Linked DNA regions of Homo sapiens: region 2 is linked to region 1. Evidence: read pairs that join two places in POLR2A ChIA-PET (ENCODE). Cell type or tissue: CD4-positive, alpha-beta T cell. All regions are shown on one strand. Links, peaks and the distances in the headings refer to the core of each region. The heading gives the core; the rest is flanking DNA.

Region 1 (8,331 bases), core at 205-8,204:
TTTTTTTTTGGAGACAGAGTCTCACTCTGTCGCCCAGGCTGGAGTGCAGTGGCATGATCTCGGGGTCACTGCAAGCTCCACCTCCCGGGTTCACACCATTCTCCTGCCGCAGCCTCCCAAGTAGCTGGGACTACAGGTGCCCGCCACCACGCCTGGCTAATTTTTTTTGTATTTTTTAGTAGAGATGGGGTTTCTACGTGTTAGCCAGGATGGTCTCGATCTTCTGACCTTGTGATCCGCCCGCCTCAGCCTCCCAAAGTGCTGGGATTACAGGCATGCGCCACCACACCTGGCCAGAACTTTTGAAAAGAGGCAAAGGCAGAGGAGAATAAAGGAAGGAGGAAGTAACTTGTGGAATGCTGAAAAAGGTAAAAATAACCTTTAAATAAGGAAGAGGAACAGGCTATGATCTAATGCTTGCTTGGACTAATATAAGCATGCCAAGGTAAATATTTAGGCTAAATTGTGGGAGCTAAGAATATAAAGTACATTGATTTCTTTATTATGGCTAGCAGATATTTAAGAATGTTAGTACAGGTCTTTGAATAAATTTTGCTTTTAAGAGAAGTTACTATTTATTTCTAATTAGATGGGGAGGAAAGTCTTTGAAGAGGAACCTCTACTTTACTTTTTACATAAGCAACCTGGTGGCTGCTGGGGAAACCCTTAAAACACTGGGCAGTAGAACTCCACTGAGGTTAGTGTCAGCTCCCTTGAGGCCAAGAGCAGCTGCTCACTTGGGAGTTTTGGCTGCTGTCGCTTGGCCTCTGGGCCCTCCTGGGGCTGGTTCTGTGCTCCTTAGTCCGTGGGAAGTTACTAGACCCAGCTTCATTTCCAAAACATCTCAAGCTGCCATTTGATAAGAGTAGCATTGGAACACAGAATCAGGCTTATCCCTGTTGCCTAGCGAGGGCTTGGCTGGATGGTGGGTGTTCCTGGATCTTGTATGAATCTCTCCTGCAATATCTGGTCCTTTCAGAGTTTCCTGGGACAGATTGACCCTAGTAAGGCTAAGGAATTGGGATAGTAGTAGCATCTTCCGTCTCTGCGCAGTACTTTACATACATGATCTCATTTAGACCTTATAACAGCTCTGCAAGGCTGGTACTGGTGAGGAACTTGAGACTTAGTAGTGCAGTACTTGTCCCAGGTTGTCCAGTGCAAAGGATAGCAGGACAGGGCACAGGGAGAAGAGCACGGAAACACCAGTGGGAATACAAGGTGACAGGCTCTGTTGGGAAGCTCTTTTTTTTTTGGGGGGGGGTGAGATGGAGATTTACTCTTGTTGCCCAGGCTGGAGTGCAATGGCACAATCTCGGCTCACCGCATCCTCCACCTCCCAGGTTCAAGTGATTCTCCTGCCTCAGCCTCCCGAGTAGCTGGGATTACAGGCATGTGCCACCACGCCCAGCTAATTTTGTATTTTTAGTAGAGACGGGTTTCACCGTGTTGCCCAGGCTGATCTTGAACTCCTGACCTCTGGTGATCCGCCTGCCTCTGCCTCCCAAAGTGCTGGGATTACAGGCCTGAGCCACTGCGCCTGGCCAGCTCTGTCTCTTGATTAAGGTGGAGGATATTCTCAGCTTGTCTTTTGGGACCAGGCAGACCAGAAATGCTGGAGCATATTGGCAAACCAGCAGCCTAAGGATTTGGAAGAAAGGCTGGTCAGAGTGTCAGTTGCTTATCAACCAGCTGAGAGCCTGAACTTTCCGGAAGACATGGCTCTTGGGTAGCCACTGGGAACAGGCTTAAAACAGCTTTGGTTCTTTGAGTTCTTTGTGGGGAGTGATTGTCTGGTGTGAATCACAGTTGATAGTGCCCTGAAAGGTTCAAGGCCACATTTCCCAGGGGAAGATAAGCTTTCCACAATGTATAGAAACTCAGAAAACTCCAAGTTCTTTATGCTAAGAAACAAAAAGGGCTCAGAAAGGCTGAACACAAAGTCAAGGAAGAGAAATTGATAACTTTTGGTTAAAGGGAAGAGTTTCCAGCCTTTTGGCCAGGGCATCCACTACCAAGTCCAAATCCTGACTTGGCCTCAAGCTTTTGTAAAGGGATGCATCGTGTCCCTTTTGACCTGCTGATAGTTTTTTTGAGATGGAGTCTCACACTGTCACCCGGGCTAGAGTACAGTGACGCGATCTCGCCTCACTGCAACCTCTGCCTCCCAGGTTCAAGTGATTCTCCTGCCTCAGCCTCTGGAGTAGCTGGGATTACAGGTGCCTGCCACCACGCCCAGCTAACTTTTGTATTTTCAGTAGTGATGAGGCTTCACCATGTTGGCCAGGCTGACCTTGAACTCCTCACCTCATGATTCGCCCACCTCAGCCTCCGAAAGTGCTGGGATTACAGGTGTGAGCCACCATGCCCAGCCGACCTGCTGATAGTTTGATAAAACAGAAGTTTTACTTTCTGGAATTTCTACTCATTTTATGTTTTGGATGGTTTCTCTCTCCGTAAGCATTCAGTATTCTTGAATCTCAAGTTTTGAAAGGAGCCCTAACTTCAAGTCTACTCGCTGGCTTCTTAATGAAGTGAACCATTTCTATTGCCCATTTAGTTCTTCCTGAAACCCTGACATTCTGGTGTTCATGTGACTCTTCTTTCCCCCTTGCTACTCAGAGAAAGCGTCGTGGTGGAGCAATAAATTCTAGACAAGCTCAGAAGCGAACTCGGGAAGCAACCTCCACCCCCGAGATCTCCTTGGAAGCAGAACCCATAGAACTCGTGGAAACTGGTAAGATTGCCAGGGACACTACAACTGTGGGGTGTTAAAGTGGAGAGAGAACACTGTACCAGGGTGAGCTAGTAGAAGGTGCTTTCAGTGTCTTTAGAAGGCCTATGCAGTCTCACACTCACCATGTACAACTCAAAGCTTCACAGATTCTGAAATAGCTTCTCAACTGGGCTAACTGTTCAACTCTGGTAATGTGCAGCAGTGGGGTAGGATCCATTTAAAAAAAAATCTAGCGCAAATGAGATAGCCCACCTTTTCTATCTGAAACTGCATCCCCAATTGCTGGACCTTGTAAAGTACTTCGCTTTCCTCTTCTGTTTTTCATTAGGACATGAAATCACCCAAGAAGGCAAACTTGTCCACAGAGCTCCCTGTGTTGGAGCTTGGTATAGGCAGAGGCCAGATTGGATTTCCCCTTCTGCCTGCTCAAGAAGTGGTTGATGGCTGGCCTAAGTCCCTTTGCTCTGCATATATTGTTTTTATAACTAGGATACCTGCAAACTGGCATTTTATTTTTACTTATTTATTTTTGAGATAGAGTCTTGCTCTGTCGCCCAAGCTAGAGTGTAGTGGTGCAGTCTCGGCTCACTGCAAGCTCCACATCCTGGGTTCACGCCATTCTCCTGCCTCAGCCTCCCAAGTAGCTGGGACTATAGGCACCCGCCACCACACCCGGCTAATTTTTTGTATTTTTAATAGAGACAGGGTTTCACCATGTTAGCCAGGATGGTCTCGATCTCCTGACCTTGTGATCCACCCGTCTCGGCCTCCCAAAGTGCTGGTATTACAGGCGTGAGCCACTGCACCCGGCCATGCAAACTCGCGTTTTAAACAGAAGAAACTTAGTGCAAGATAAATTTCATGGGCCCCCCAGGAGAAATGAAGTTCTCTATATGGTCTCTGAGTTTCACTTCTACAAATGAGTTCTTGAAAGCCTTGACTTGAGGCTAGGATCCTGGCTCTAGACCAAAAAGGAACGAACTGCTTTCCGTCATGGCACTTGTCATCCTCTAGGCAGTCTTACCCCTGTGTGTACTTAGGGCTGCCCATTAGAGCACTGTTTTGTTTTTGTTTCTGTTTGAGGCAGAGTTTCGTTCTGTCAGCCAGGTTGGAGTGCAATCGCGTGATCTCGGCTCACTGCAACCTCTGCCTCCCAGGTTTAAGCAAGTCTCCTGCCTCAGCTTCCCAAGTAGCTGGGATCATAGGCGCCCACCACCACACCCGGCTAAATTTTTTTTGTATTTTTAGTAGAGACGGGGTTTCACCATGTCAGTCAGGCTGATCTCGAACTCCTGACCTCAGATTATCCACCTGCCTTGGCCTCCCAAAGTGCTGGGATTACAGGCCTGAGCCACCCGCCTGGCCTAGAGCACTGTTTTTGTAAGAGCCCAGAATTGTGTTCACCAGAAAGAGAATGGTTCAATAAATTGTTGTATATCAGTATATGGACTGTTGGACAGCCCTTCTTTTTAATAAAGAATGCAATAATTTTATATAAATTATATTGTATATGTAAGATTATCACGGTTTTTATTCTTGTGAAACTTTATGATACAAGAAAATAAAACAGGCCAGCCAGATTGCTTGAGCCCAGGAGTACCAGACCAGCCTGGACAACATAGTGAGACCCTGTCTCTATAAATAAAAAAATTAGCCAAGTGTGGGAGGCTGAGGTAGGAGGATCACTTGAGCCTGGAACATTGAGGCTGCAGTGAGCCGTGATCGTGCCACTGCACTCTAGCCTGGGCAACAGCAAGACCCCACCTAAAAAATAAATAAAAGAAGTTACGTTGGGTTGGGCGCCATGGCTGGCTCCTATAATCCCAGCACTTTGGGAGGCCGAGGCGTGCAGATCACCTGAGGTCAGGAGTTCAAGACCAGCCTGGCCAACATGGCGAAACCCCATCTCTACTAAAAATGCAAAAATTAGACGGGCGTGGTGGCGGGCGCCTGTAATCCCAGCTACTTGGGAGGTTGATGCAGGAGAATCACTTGCACCTGGGAGGCAGAGGTTGCAGTGAGCCGAGATCGTGCCACTGCACTCCTGCCTGGACGACAGAGCGAGACTCTGTCTCAAAAAAAAAAAGTTAAATGCATTACAAGACACTTTCCCCAAATATTAGACCAATACTGTTTCTTAAAAAACTTCATTTAGTGTTTTGTTGTTGTTGTTGTTTGTTTGTTTTTGAGATGGAGTTTTGCTCTTGTTGCCCAGGCTGGGGTGCAGTGGCGTGATCTTTGCATCCCGGGGTTCAAGCAATTCTCCTGCCTCAGCCTCCCGAGTAGCTGGGATTACAGGCATGTGCCACCACACCTCGCTAATTTTGTATTTTTAGTAGAAACGGAGTTTCTCCATGTTGGTCAGGCTGGTCTCGAACTCTCAACCTCAGGTGATCCGCCCACCTCAGCCTCCCAAAGTGCTGGGATTACAGGTGTGAACCACTGTGCCTGGCCCATTCCGTGCTTTTTAATATTAATATTAATAGTAATCAGAAATAAAAATGGTTGTGCGTCATTTTTTACTTTATATAAATGGAAGTTGTACGTTAACTGTTTGGTCCATGTCCTTCTCACCTTTATCCTGTGCACATGTAGACATCACAGTATACCCTAAGGGCTGAAAGGCAAGCTTCACAACAGATGCAACCCATTTTGTATGTTGAGGTTCTAGCTATCAGTATATATCACTGTTATTCTCCATCCAACTAGGGAGACAAACTTGAGAGATAAATGGAAATTAAAAGTTTGTCCTTGGCCGGGCACGGTGGCTCACGCCTGTAATCCCAACACTTTGGAAGACTGAAGTGGGTGGATCACAAGGTCAGGAGTTCAAGACCAGCCTGGCCAAGATGGTGAAACCCCATCTCTACTAAAAATACAAACAAAATTAGCCAGGCATGCTGCCAGGCGCCTGTAATCCCAACTACTCGGGAGGCTGAGACAGAGAATTGCTTGAACCCAGGAGGCGGAGGTTGCAGTGAGCCAAGATCGCACCACTGCACTCCAGCCTTGGCGACAGAGCGAGACTCTGTCTCAAAAAAAAAAAAAAAAAAAAAGAATTTGCCCTAGATTAACCGATGAAGTTACTAAGCTAAGCCTGACTTTTGGTCCTTGGGCCAAGTGAGAGTGGTCAGCTTCACCTGCTGGGAGGAGCAGAGGTTTCAGGCTAGTCCATCCCAAAGAGAAAGGCCTGGGGCTGGGCATGCATGGTGCGTTCTCCCAGATGGGGCACAGAGGCATAGCCGTGTGGAAGTGGGATGCCGTGGAATAGAGGTATGCACATGCGCACACATACATAACCCCCCAGGTACATTTGTAAAAACCATACCTCCCCACTCAGAGCAGAATTCTGGAAGGGTGGTTACTGGCTTTCCCTCCTGAGGGAGGTGTTGGTCCTGGTGCTCTTTGCAGTGTATACTTCAGGATTGTTTTAGTTTGGGGTAAGCCTATAACATTAGCAGTCATACTAAAGTGTAGAGGGATACAACCTTACTTTCCTCTTAATCTTAATGCTTGTTGAAATACTTTCTTTTGAAGCTGGAGATGAAATTGTGGACCTCACTTGTGAATCTTTAGAGCCTGTGGTGGTTGATCTGACTCACAATGACTCTGTTGTGGTAAGTGTTGGAGTGTGAGAGTCGGCTGTTTCTTGGGTATGGGTCCCTGGCCAGTGCCAGCATCTGACAGCCTTGGTCACAGACTCCAAGTCAAGGTTACAGCTTATGCTAAAGAAGTTCATGCATCTTGTGGAATTGAGCTTTTAGAAAGAAAATAAACAGTAACAATAATAATAACAAAGAAGTTCATGCATTCAGTGACGAGAGCCCAAAATGAAAAATGTTTCTGGAAAATCATTTGTTATAGCCTTGTCGCCTATGGAGTAGGTCTGTGTAACCTGACCTTGCCACACCTGGGCACAAAAGTGGTTTGGGGAGAATCTCAAGACCCCCACATCTGTCTTCAGTCCCTGATTCCACAGTTTACACCAGCTGTGTGACCTTGGGCATGTGACTTAGCCTCATTCACTTTCCATGAAATGGGGACAGGTCACTCATGTCAGCAGGGCATGGTGTAAGACATCTTACAACAGATGCCGTGTTTGAGTGCCTGACACCTAGAATGGTGCCCAGTCACTGTGAGTGTATGCCCTCCCAACTGAAAGGAAAGGGAACGTTGGCTCAGCACTGCCCATGGGAAATCTCTCAAGTTCCAAAAGTGCCTGCTACTTAGCATGGCCTCAGGGGATGCAGGCTCCCTGCATTGCCACCTGATGCCTGCTGCGTCCTGATGCCAGGGAGGCTGGAGCCCAGGAGGCTGCCTGTGTCCCTGTCTCATGGCACCGGTTACAGACTGCAGGGGACGTGTGTATACGTGTCCTGCCTGCCAGGAGGGAGGCCTTGTCTGGTCAGAGGACACACGGAGAAGCTATTTCTGATAGACCTGTTTCATGGTGCATGCAGGTCTGGGAATCTGGTCAGCATCTTAAGGGCAAGTTTGCCTCTGGAAGATGCCACTTGAGTGTTTTCTGACAGTGTGCTCGGAACACAGGTCGGGGTGGGGGCACACTTGGCAGCATTGGCAGTGGGGTGGTAAGTGCTGCTGAGGAGGACTGTGGGGTGTGGGGGCTGCTAGTAGCTGAGTCTTCGCCTTGGCCCTGGGCTCACTGGTGTTGGGGTTATCCTGTTTGGCTGATGCCTGGGTATCTGAATAGGGACACCCCATAGGTGTTGCTTCTTAGTTGTGCTGAGAACTTCAGAATAGGGTTATACTGAGAAGTTTCAAGACTTCAATGCAAAGAAAAGGACAGGGATGGAAAACCATCTGAGATAAGCAGCAGTGGGTTTAGTTGTACGTGGTCCCTGCTTAGGTCTCATTAACGTGTTTTCTGAGGTACATACACACATATGACTTTGCTTATCATCCCTGTGTCCTGCATGGAGTTCTGGAAAGATAACTAATTTGGTATATTAGCTGGCAGCTACAGCACAGTCACTGATTTTTCCCCTCTTTCTTTTTCCCAGCTGACACCTTGGTTTCACCAGTTGCTCATTAAAGCTGGAAAGTGGTGTCTGCAGAAGTTTTTTTGTTTTTTGTTTTTTGTTTTTCTTGAATACTCAGTGTTCACCACAGTCTTCTTGGCCTTCTCTCTGCCAGACCCTGAGGAGAGAGCTAGGATTTTGACTGCAGGAAGACAATGATTGATTGGCTTTTGTTGGCTGACAAACCAACATCATTTCCCCTTTCACACTTGTGTTTTCTTTTGCTTTAGAAACAGGGTCTCAGGCTGGGCGCGGTGGCTCACGCCTGTAATCTCAGCACTTTGGGAGGCCGAGGTGGGCGGACCACAAGGTCAGGAGTTTGACATCAGCCTGGCCAACATGGTGAAACCCTGTCTCTACTAAAAATACAAAAATTATGCGGACGCCTGTAGTCCCAGCTATTCAGGAGGCTAAGGCAGGAGAATCGCTTGAACCCAGGAATCAGAGGTTGCAGTGAGCCGAGATCACGTCACTGCACTCCAGCCCGGGCAACAGAGTGAGACTCCATCTCAAAAAAAAAAAAAAATACAAAAATTAGCCAGGTGTGATGATGCA
Region 2 (8,331 bases), core at 107-8,106, 220 kb after region 1:
TTGGTGGAAACAGGGTTTTGCTATGTTGGCCAGGCAGGTCTCAAACTCTTGACTTTAAGTGATGCACTCACCTCAGCCTCCCAAAGTGCTGAGATTACAGGTGTGATTAAGCGTGCATTTGTATTATAATAAAAACAACAAAACTGGACTAGAGGCTGCGCCTGGTGGCTCACACCTGTAATCCCAACACTTTGGGAGGCCAAGACAGGCAGATCACTTGATCAGGTCAGGAGTTCGAGACGAGCCTGGCCAACATGGTGAAACCCCGTCTCTACTAAAAATACAAAAATTACCTGGACGTGGTGACAAGAGCCTGTAATCCCAGCTACTCAGGAGGCTGAGGCAGGAGAATTGCTTGAACCTGGGAGGCACAGGTTGCAGTGAGCCGACATAGCACCATTGCACTCCAGCCTGGGAAACAGAGAGAGACTTTGTCTCAGGAAAAAAAAAAAAAAAAAGCCAGGCATGCACTTGTAGTCCAAGCTACTCAGGAGGCTGAGGCCAGAGGATCACTTGAACCTAGGAGTTTGAGGTTGCAGTGAACTATGATCACGGCACTTGCACTCTAGCCTGGGCAACAGAGCAAGACCCTGTCTGAAAAAAAAAAAAAAAAAATTCCCCGAGTAGCTGGGATTACAGGCGCCTGCCACCACGCCCAGCTAATTTTTTTATTTTTAGTAGAGACGAGGTTTCACCATGTTGGCCAGGCTAATCTTGAACTCCTGACCTCAGGTGATCCACCCCCCCTTGGCCTCCCAAAGTCCTGGGATTACAGGTGTGAACCACCACGCCCAGACTGTCAAAATTTTTAAATACACAGAACTAAAAAGATAATTAAAACATTGCATATGAAAACCTGCGGGATATCGAAAAACGTTAACTTTTTAGAGCTGTTTATGTAAGGCTATAATTGCCTAAATTAGTTTTTAAAAATCCTGAAACATAATGAGTTAAAGATTTCACTTGAGAAATTAGGAAAAGAACAATAGAATAAACCAAAGAATATATAAAGAAGGAGATAAGAGAGATAATGAAATAGAAAACAAAGATTTGGTAGAGAAGATCAACAAAGCTAAAATATGATTGATTGAAAACACCAAATAAATCTTTAGGAGACAGATTAAGAATAATAGAGAAAAAAAGACACAAAAAATAGCATAATTAGATGGAAGAAGAATTAAGATGTTGATAACTATCAAAGTCAGGTGATGGCTATGTTCATTATGCTATACTATCTGTTTTTGTGTGTGTTTGAAAATGTCAGTAATTAAAAAAAAAAAAAGTTTTGTCCGGGTGCTGTGGTTCATGCCTGTAGTCCCAGCACTTCGGGAAGCCAAGACAGGCGGATCACTTGAGGTCAGTTCAAGACCAGCCTGGGCAACATGGTGAAATCCTGTCTCTACAAAAAATACAAAAAAAGTAAGCCAGATATGGTGGCATGCGCCTGTAGTCCCAGCTACTCAGGAGGCTGAGGTGGGAGGATGGGTTGAGCCTGAGAGGTGGAGGTTGCAGTGAGCCAAGATTGTGCATCTACCCTCCAACCTGGGTGACGAGAGCCCTGTCTCAAAAATAAATTTTTTTTTTTAAGTGTGTAAATATATAAGTGAAAAGGAGGAAATAACTACAGATACTGGAGAGATTAAAATAAGAGAACACTGGGAACAACTTCATTACAATTGACTTTAAAACTATGAAATGCAAAATCAACCTGAGGTAAAAATAGCCTGAATGGTCCAGTAACTACTAAAGAAATGAAAACAATAGCTGTAAGTCTCAGTGAGAAAACTACATTTTAACAGTTTTACCGAGAATTCTACCAAACTTTCAGACTTTGAAAGAATGGATTATCCAGTCTTGAGCAAACTCTACCAGTGAATTTAAATGAGTGAGACATCACACACACAAGTGAATACTCCCTACTTTGTTTTATGAGACAAGTAAAATTCTGATACCAAAATCTGCCCAAAACAATACCAGAAAAAATGAAAAATCACAGGTTTATCTCACTCATATTAGATTCAAAAATCCTAAAGAAAATATTCTCCAGGAGGCTGAGGCAGGAGAATTGCTTGAACCCAGGAGGCAGAGGTTGCGGTGAGTTGAGATCACGCCATTGAACTCCAATCTGGGCAACTAGAGCAAGACTCCGTCTCAAAAATATTCTCATACCTACATCAGTGTAATTTTCAAAAAAAAGAAACAATATACCAAATCGAGCAGTGTATTTTAAAAAGCAGTATACCATGAGCAAATTGGTTTATCCCAGGAACGCAAATAGTGTTTCATATTAGAAAATCCACTTTATTGGCCAAGCGTGGTGGCTCACGCCTGTAATCCCAGAACTTTGGGAGGCCCAGGCGGGCGGATCACCTGAGGTTGGGAGTTTGAGATCAGCCTGACCAACATGGAGAAACCCCATCTCTACTAAAAATACAAAATTAGCCAGGCATCGTAGCGCATGCCTGTAATCCCAGCTACTCGGGAGGCTAAGGCAGGAGAATCACTTGAACCTGGGAGGCGGAGGTTGTGGTGAGCCAAGATTGCACCATTGTACTCCAGCCTGGGCAACAGAGAGACACTCTCAAAAAAAAAAAAAAAAAATCCTCCTTCCTTCCTCCCTCCCTCCCTCCCTCCCTCCCTTCCTTCCTTCTGACAGGGTCTCACTCTTGTCACCTAGGCTTGAGTGCCATGACACAATCACTGTTCACTGCAGCCTTGACCTCCCCAGGGTCAAGCAGTCCTCCCACCTCAGCCCTCCAAGTAGCCGGGACTACAGGCACATGCACCATGCCTGGCTAATTTTTTTTTTCTTCTTTTTGTAGAGACGGGGTTTCGCCACATTGCCCAGGCTGGTCTCGAACTCCTGGCCTCAAGTGATCTGCCCACCTCAGCCTCCCAAAGCGCCAGAATTACAGGTGTGAGCCCCCGCACCCAGCTAGAAAATCCACTAATGTTAGTTGCTACATTAATATATTAAAGAAGAGCCATATGATCATGGCTTAGTAGATCATGGATCAGTAGATTTCCAAAAAAAGTATTTTATATTCAACCTTAAATTGTAATTCCTAGGCTAAAGGAGTATAAAAGAGGAACTAAAAATCAATTTTACAGGTGATCTAATTGTCTACATAGGAAATATAAAAGAACTTACAGCAAGGGGCTAACTGTGTAGGATCAGTACAGAAGTTATTTGCTTTTGTTTTTTGTTTTTAAACAGAGCACGGTGGCTCACACCTGTAATTTCAACATTTTGTGAGGCTGAGGTGGAAGGATCACTTGAGCCCAGGAGTTTGAGACCAGCCTGAGCAACATAGCAAGATACTGTCTCTACAAAAAATAAAATAATTAGCCAGGTGTGGTGACATGCACCTGTGGTCCCAGCTACTCAGGAGGCTGAAGTGGCAGGATCCCTTAAACCCAGGAGACCAAGGCTACAGTGAGCCAAGATGCACCACTGTGCTCCAGCTTGGGCAACAGTGAGACTCTGTCTAAAAAAAAAAAAAAAAACAGTTATTTTTCTCTATACCCACACCACAAATAATTGGAAATGTAGCTCAAAAGAGCATTTATAATAGCACCAAAATCTCTCACTATCCACAGATAAATCTGGCAAAAGTTGCATAAGACTTGTATACAAAAGACTGAAACTTTATTGGAAAACATTAAAGAAGATCTAAATCACAGAGATTCATTATCCAAAGACAGGAAGGGTTAGTATCATAAAAGCTGTCAAGGACCGGGCATAGTGGCTCATGCCTGTAATCCCAGTGCTAGGAGACCGAGGCAAGAGGATTGCTTGAAGCCAGGAGTTTGAGACCAACCTGGACAACATAGACCACAACTCTACAAGAAAATTAAAAATTAGCCAGGCGTGGGCCGGGCGCGGTGGTTCATGCCTGTAATCCCAGCACTTTGGGAGGCCGAGGCAGGTGGATCACGAGGCCAGGAGCTCGAAACCATCCTGGCTAACACGGTGAAACCCCGTCTCTACTAAAAATACAAAAAATTAGCCAGGCGTGGTGGCGGGCACCTGTAGTCCCAGCTACTCGGGAGGCTGAGGCAGGAGAATGGCGTGAACCTGGGAGGCAGAGCTTGCAGTGAGCCGAGATTGCACCACTGCACTCCAGCCTGGGCAACAGAGCAAGACTCCGTCTCAAAAAAAAAAAAAAAAAAAAAAAAAAAAAGCCAGGCATGGTGGTACATGCCTGTAGTCCCAGCTACTCAGGAAATTGACACAGGAGTATCCCTTGAGCTCAGGAGTTTGAAGCTTCAGTGAGCTATGCTTACGCCACCTCACTCCAGCCTAAGCAATAGAGAGATCCTTTCTCCAAAAAAATTAAAACAAAAGGCAAACCATTAGGATTACACAGCAAGCTTTTGACCACTAAACTACAAAGAGGTCTTCAGCCTGACCAAGGAGCCCCATGGCAAGACCAGAGGAGGTGCTGCTGCTTCATGGGTTTGCAGCTAGCGAGCCCTCCCTCTCTCCTGCTGGAGGAAGGTGTGAAGCGACGGGAGTCCCTAACCACTGCTCCGGGGAGCATAACTGTTAAATTACTTTGGAAAAGAGTTTGGCAGACTCTAGCAAAATTGAAGTTGTGCCTCCCGTGCAACCCCACAAACAGCTGCACACTTGTGTGCACGACTAGAGGTTCTCCTGCATGTCCCGGGGGCGGGGCAAACGTGAGGCAAGCAGCAGCATCTGTCTGTTCACTGCCATGTGTTCATACCGCAGTGAAGACGAACAGACTGTCACCTCATGGAGAACTCTCACAGACATAACATTGAGTGAAATAAGAAGCTGTAAGACCATGTACATACAGTGCAGTTCCCTCGATATGAGGCCACACAGCACAACCATACTAACATTTAGGATGTCATAGAGAAGTCACGAAATTACCAAGAACTATGGTGAACTAATTACTCCAAACCCTAGGGCTGTGACTACCTCTTGGGAGAGGACAGCACGGCGCCACGGTTAGCAGTGTCAGGTTTTGTGACCTGGGGGTGCTGTGACTCAGGATTCTCCCTGCTGGTTATGTGGCTGTCCTGTGTGTCAGACACCGTGTGCATGTCTCACGTAGTCTGCAGTCGACAAAACAGGCCTGATGCAGAGGCCACTGTGTCTCGGGTGCAGGTGGTGTGGGGAGGGACAAAGCCAGGTCACACTGGGCCTGGGACCTTAGAGAGCAGCGTGAGCTCTGTGCCCATGCTGCAAGAACCTGTGGAAGCTGTGCAGTGGTTTGGATTGGATTTCTTCCTTGAATGGCTTGGAGCAGGAATGTGGTTGATGTTCTTGAGCATTCTATTCCAGCTGCTGTGTCCAGAAGGGGCTGGGGGACAGGGTCACACATGCACTAATGGAAACAGGATTAGTGATTGTCAGAGTTAGGAGGGGACAGCAGAGGCAGAAGGTAACATCACAAACTCAGGGCTTGACCAGCTAGGGACAGGGAAAGAGAATTTGGATTCTGGGAGATGACACAGTCAGCCCTTCCAGTTTAGGGGAGTGAGGGGATCAGTCTCATAGAGGCTGCAAGGCAAGAACGCTGTTGGGCATTCACGAATGTTTGTGGTTGAATAAACAAGCCACAGTTTAAGCAACCATAATTAAACCTAATGGATGGGTGACAGTAATAACCATTTTCAGGTTTCATTCAAGTTTAGAGACAAATAAGTAAGTAAGTAAGAGACAGGGTTTTGCCACATTGCCCAGGCTGGTCTGGAACTCTGGAGCTCAGAGGATTCTCAAACCTTCCAGAGTGCTGGGATTGCAGGAATGAGCCACCACACCTGGTCCAGTGTTTCAATTTTGCTTACAAAAGTATACTTTAGGCCGGGCGCAGTGGCTCGCACCTGTAATCCCAGCACTTTGGGAGGCCAAGGCAGGAGGATCACGAGGTCAGGAGATCGAGACCATCCTGGCTAACACGGTGAAACCCCACCTCTACTAAAAATACAAAAAAATTAGCCGGGTGTGGTGGCAGGTGCCTGTAGTCCCAGCTAGTCAGGAGGCTGAGGCAGGAGAATGGCGTGAATCCAGGAGGCGGAAGTTGCAGTGAGCCAACATCACGCCACTGCACTCCAGCCTGGGCAACAGAGCGAGACTCTGTCTCAAACCAAAAAACAGTATCCTTTAGGCCAGGCACGGTGGCTCATGCCTGTAATCCCACTTTGGGAGGCCAAGGCGGGTGGATCATGAGGTCAGGAGTTCAAGACCATTCTGGCCAAAGATGTTGAAACCCCCTCTCTACTGAAAATACAAAAATTAGCAAGATGTGGTGGTGGGTGCCTGTAATCCCAGCTGCTCGGGAGGCTGAGGCAGAGATTTGCTTGAACCCAGGAGGCGGAGGTTGCAGTGAGTTGAGATCGTGCCACTGCACTCCAGCCTGGGCAACAGAGCAAGACTCCGTCTCAAAAAAAAAAAAAGTTTGAAGTAAAAAAGACTAATTTAGAATTTAAAATTTGATTTTAGGAAGTATGTCAGATATCAAAGGTTTAAAACACTTGATATCAAAATAAGATCATCACAAAAGAAGTTATTCATTTAACCAAACTAATAATTCAAAGGTTTCAAAAAGCAAAAACCTTTATGTTTTGATAGGAGACTCTGGTTTTGGAGGGTTGGGGTTTCTGGGTTTTTTGTTTGTTTGTTTTGTTTTGTTTTTTTGAGACAGGGTCTCACTCCATTGTCCAGGCAGTGGTGCAATCACGGCTCACTGCAGCCTTGACCACCAGGCCCAGGTGATCTTTCCACCTCAGCCTCCTGGGTAGCTGGGACCACAGGCGTGCTCCACCACCCGCTGCCTGAGACTCAGTTTTCTCAACAGTCAGAAGACATAATGAAAATGGCATGAGGCCAACAGAATGTCTTTTTTTTTTTTTTCAGCTTACTCAAAAGATAATTGACAAAGTATTTTATTATCTCTTATTAATACTACATGAAATCTTATTGAAAAGAGAAAACCAGTTGCATCAGTGTATTACTATTAATTGTAGTAAAATCTTTTAAACAGATCCATCTAATTTCAATCAGCTTTGACCACACAGGATTTCCATAAATCTTTTATAACCTCTTAGAATTTTCCCATTCACTTCCTTTTCCCAACTTTCTATATTCATTTATTTTCTTTTCCATCTGTTTTTCAACTTAAGACCACTTTTAAATAACCTCTAAACTAGTCAAAATCACTTTTTCCTTTGACAAAACCACATCCTCATGTTTTTCTTATAACCTTCCTTACCAAAACACATCTTACTTTTTCTTATGTATTTTATATGTAGAACTGTTTTCCTGCTTATCTCTACTTTGAGTTACCATGTTAGTCAGAATTTTAGCTTTTAGTAACCTTAAATTATAGTGAAAACTTAAGAAATAAGCAATTATTAATATTTTGTTTATCTGAAATAAGCCAGGCACAGCGTTCACACCTTGTAATCCCAGCTCTTTGGGAGGCTGAGGTGGAGGATCACTTGAGCCCAGGAGTTTGAGGTGTGAGCTGCGATTGTGCCGCTGCACTCCAGCTTGGGAGATAGAGTGAGACCCTGTCTCAAAAACCAAACAGAGGATAAAGAATTTAAGCTTTCCAGTCAATGAAGCTTTACATTATTGGCAGAAATCATGTCAACAAACAGAAAAGCGGGCTGAGAAAGTGCATATCGTTATCAAGGGTTACGGAAGAGAGGAATTCAGTCAACTGAGAAGGTTTTTTTATTATGAATTTTTTAACTTTTTGAGATGGAGTTTTGCTCTTGTCACCCAGACTGGAGTGCAATTGGTGCAATCTCGGCTCACTGCAACCTCCGCCTTCCAGATTCAAGTGATTCTCCTGCCTCAGCTTCCTGAGTAGCCTCTATTACAGGCACCCACCACCATGCCCAGCTAATTTTTTTGTGTTTTTAGTAGAGACAGAGTTTCACCATGTTGGCCAGGCTGGCCTCTAACTCCTGAGCTCAGGTAATCCACCTACCTCCGCCTCCCAAAGTGCTGGGATTACAGGCGTGAGCCACCACACCTGGCCCTGTCTCTATTTTTTAATTAAATTAAAAACTATATATATATGTATGTATATACACACACATATATATGGTGCTTGCCTGGGCAACACAGCAAGACGTCATCTCTACAAAAAGTAAAATCAGCTGGGCATGGTGGCACACTACTGTAGTAGTTCCAGCTACCTGGGAAGCTCAGGTTGGGGAGGGTCGCTTGAGCCCAGGAGGTCGAGGTTGCAGTGAGCTGTGATCGTACCACTGCACTCCAGCCTGGGCAACAGAGTAAGACCCTGTCTCCAAAAAAAAAAAAAAAAAAAAAAAAAAGTAATCACACCA

What was found. ChIA-PET counts read pairs that join two places held together with the same protein. Peaks named below come from ENCODE experiments on the same cell type or tissue, not always from the same donor. Only the 100,000 strongest peaks of a DNase experiment are listed, where the experiment ranks them.
Region 2: POLR2A ChIA-PET joins it to region 1 with 15 read pairs; 7 of 35 experiments call an interaction of 5 or more read pairs at or near these places.

Annotation. Positions count from the first base shown.
Region 1 is chr4:2,494,385-2,502,715 of GRCh38, forward strand. RNF4 (ring finger protein 4) reads left to right here. Exons shown (of 8, transcript NM_002938.5): 3 at 2,623-2,737; 4 at 6,275-6,354. Among named protein-coding and RNA genes, the nearest start is that of RNF4, 29 kb to the left of the region's middle. In CD4-positive, alpha-beta T cell, for the core only: no CTCF peak of the experiment used is centred there; a DNase peak (open chromatin) is centred at 3,737.
Region 2 is chr4:2,717,158-2,725,488 of GRCh38, forward strand. All of the region lies in intron 20 of FAM193A (family with sequence similarity 193 member A), which reads left to right. Among named protein-coding and RNA genes, the nearest start is that of TNIP2, 35 kb to the right of the region's middle. In CD4-positive, alpha-beta T cell, for the core only: no CTCF peak of the experiment used is centred there; no DNase peak of the experiment used is centred there.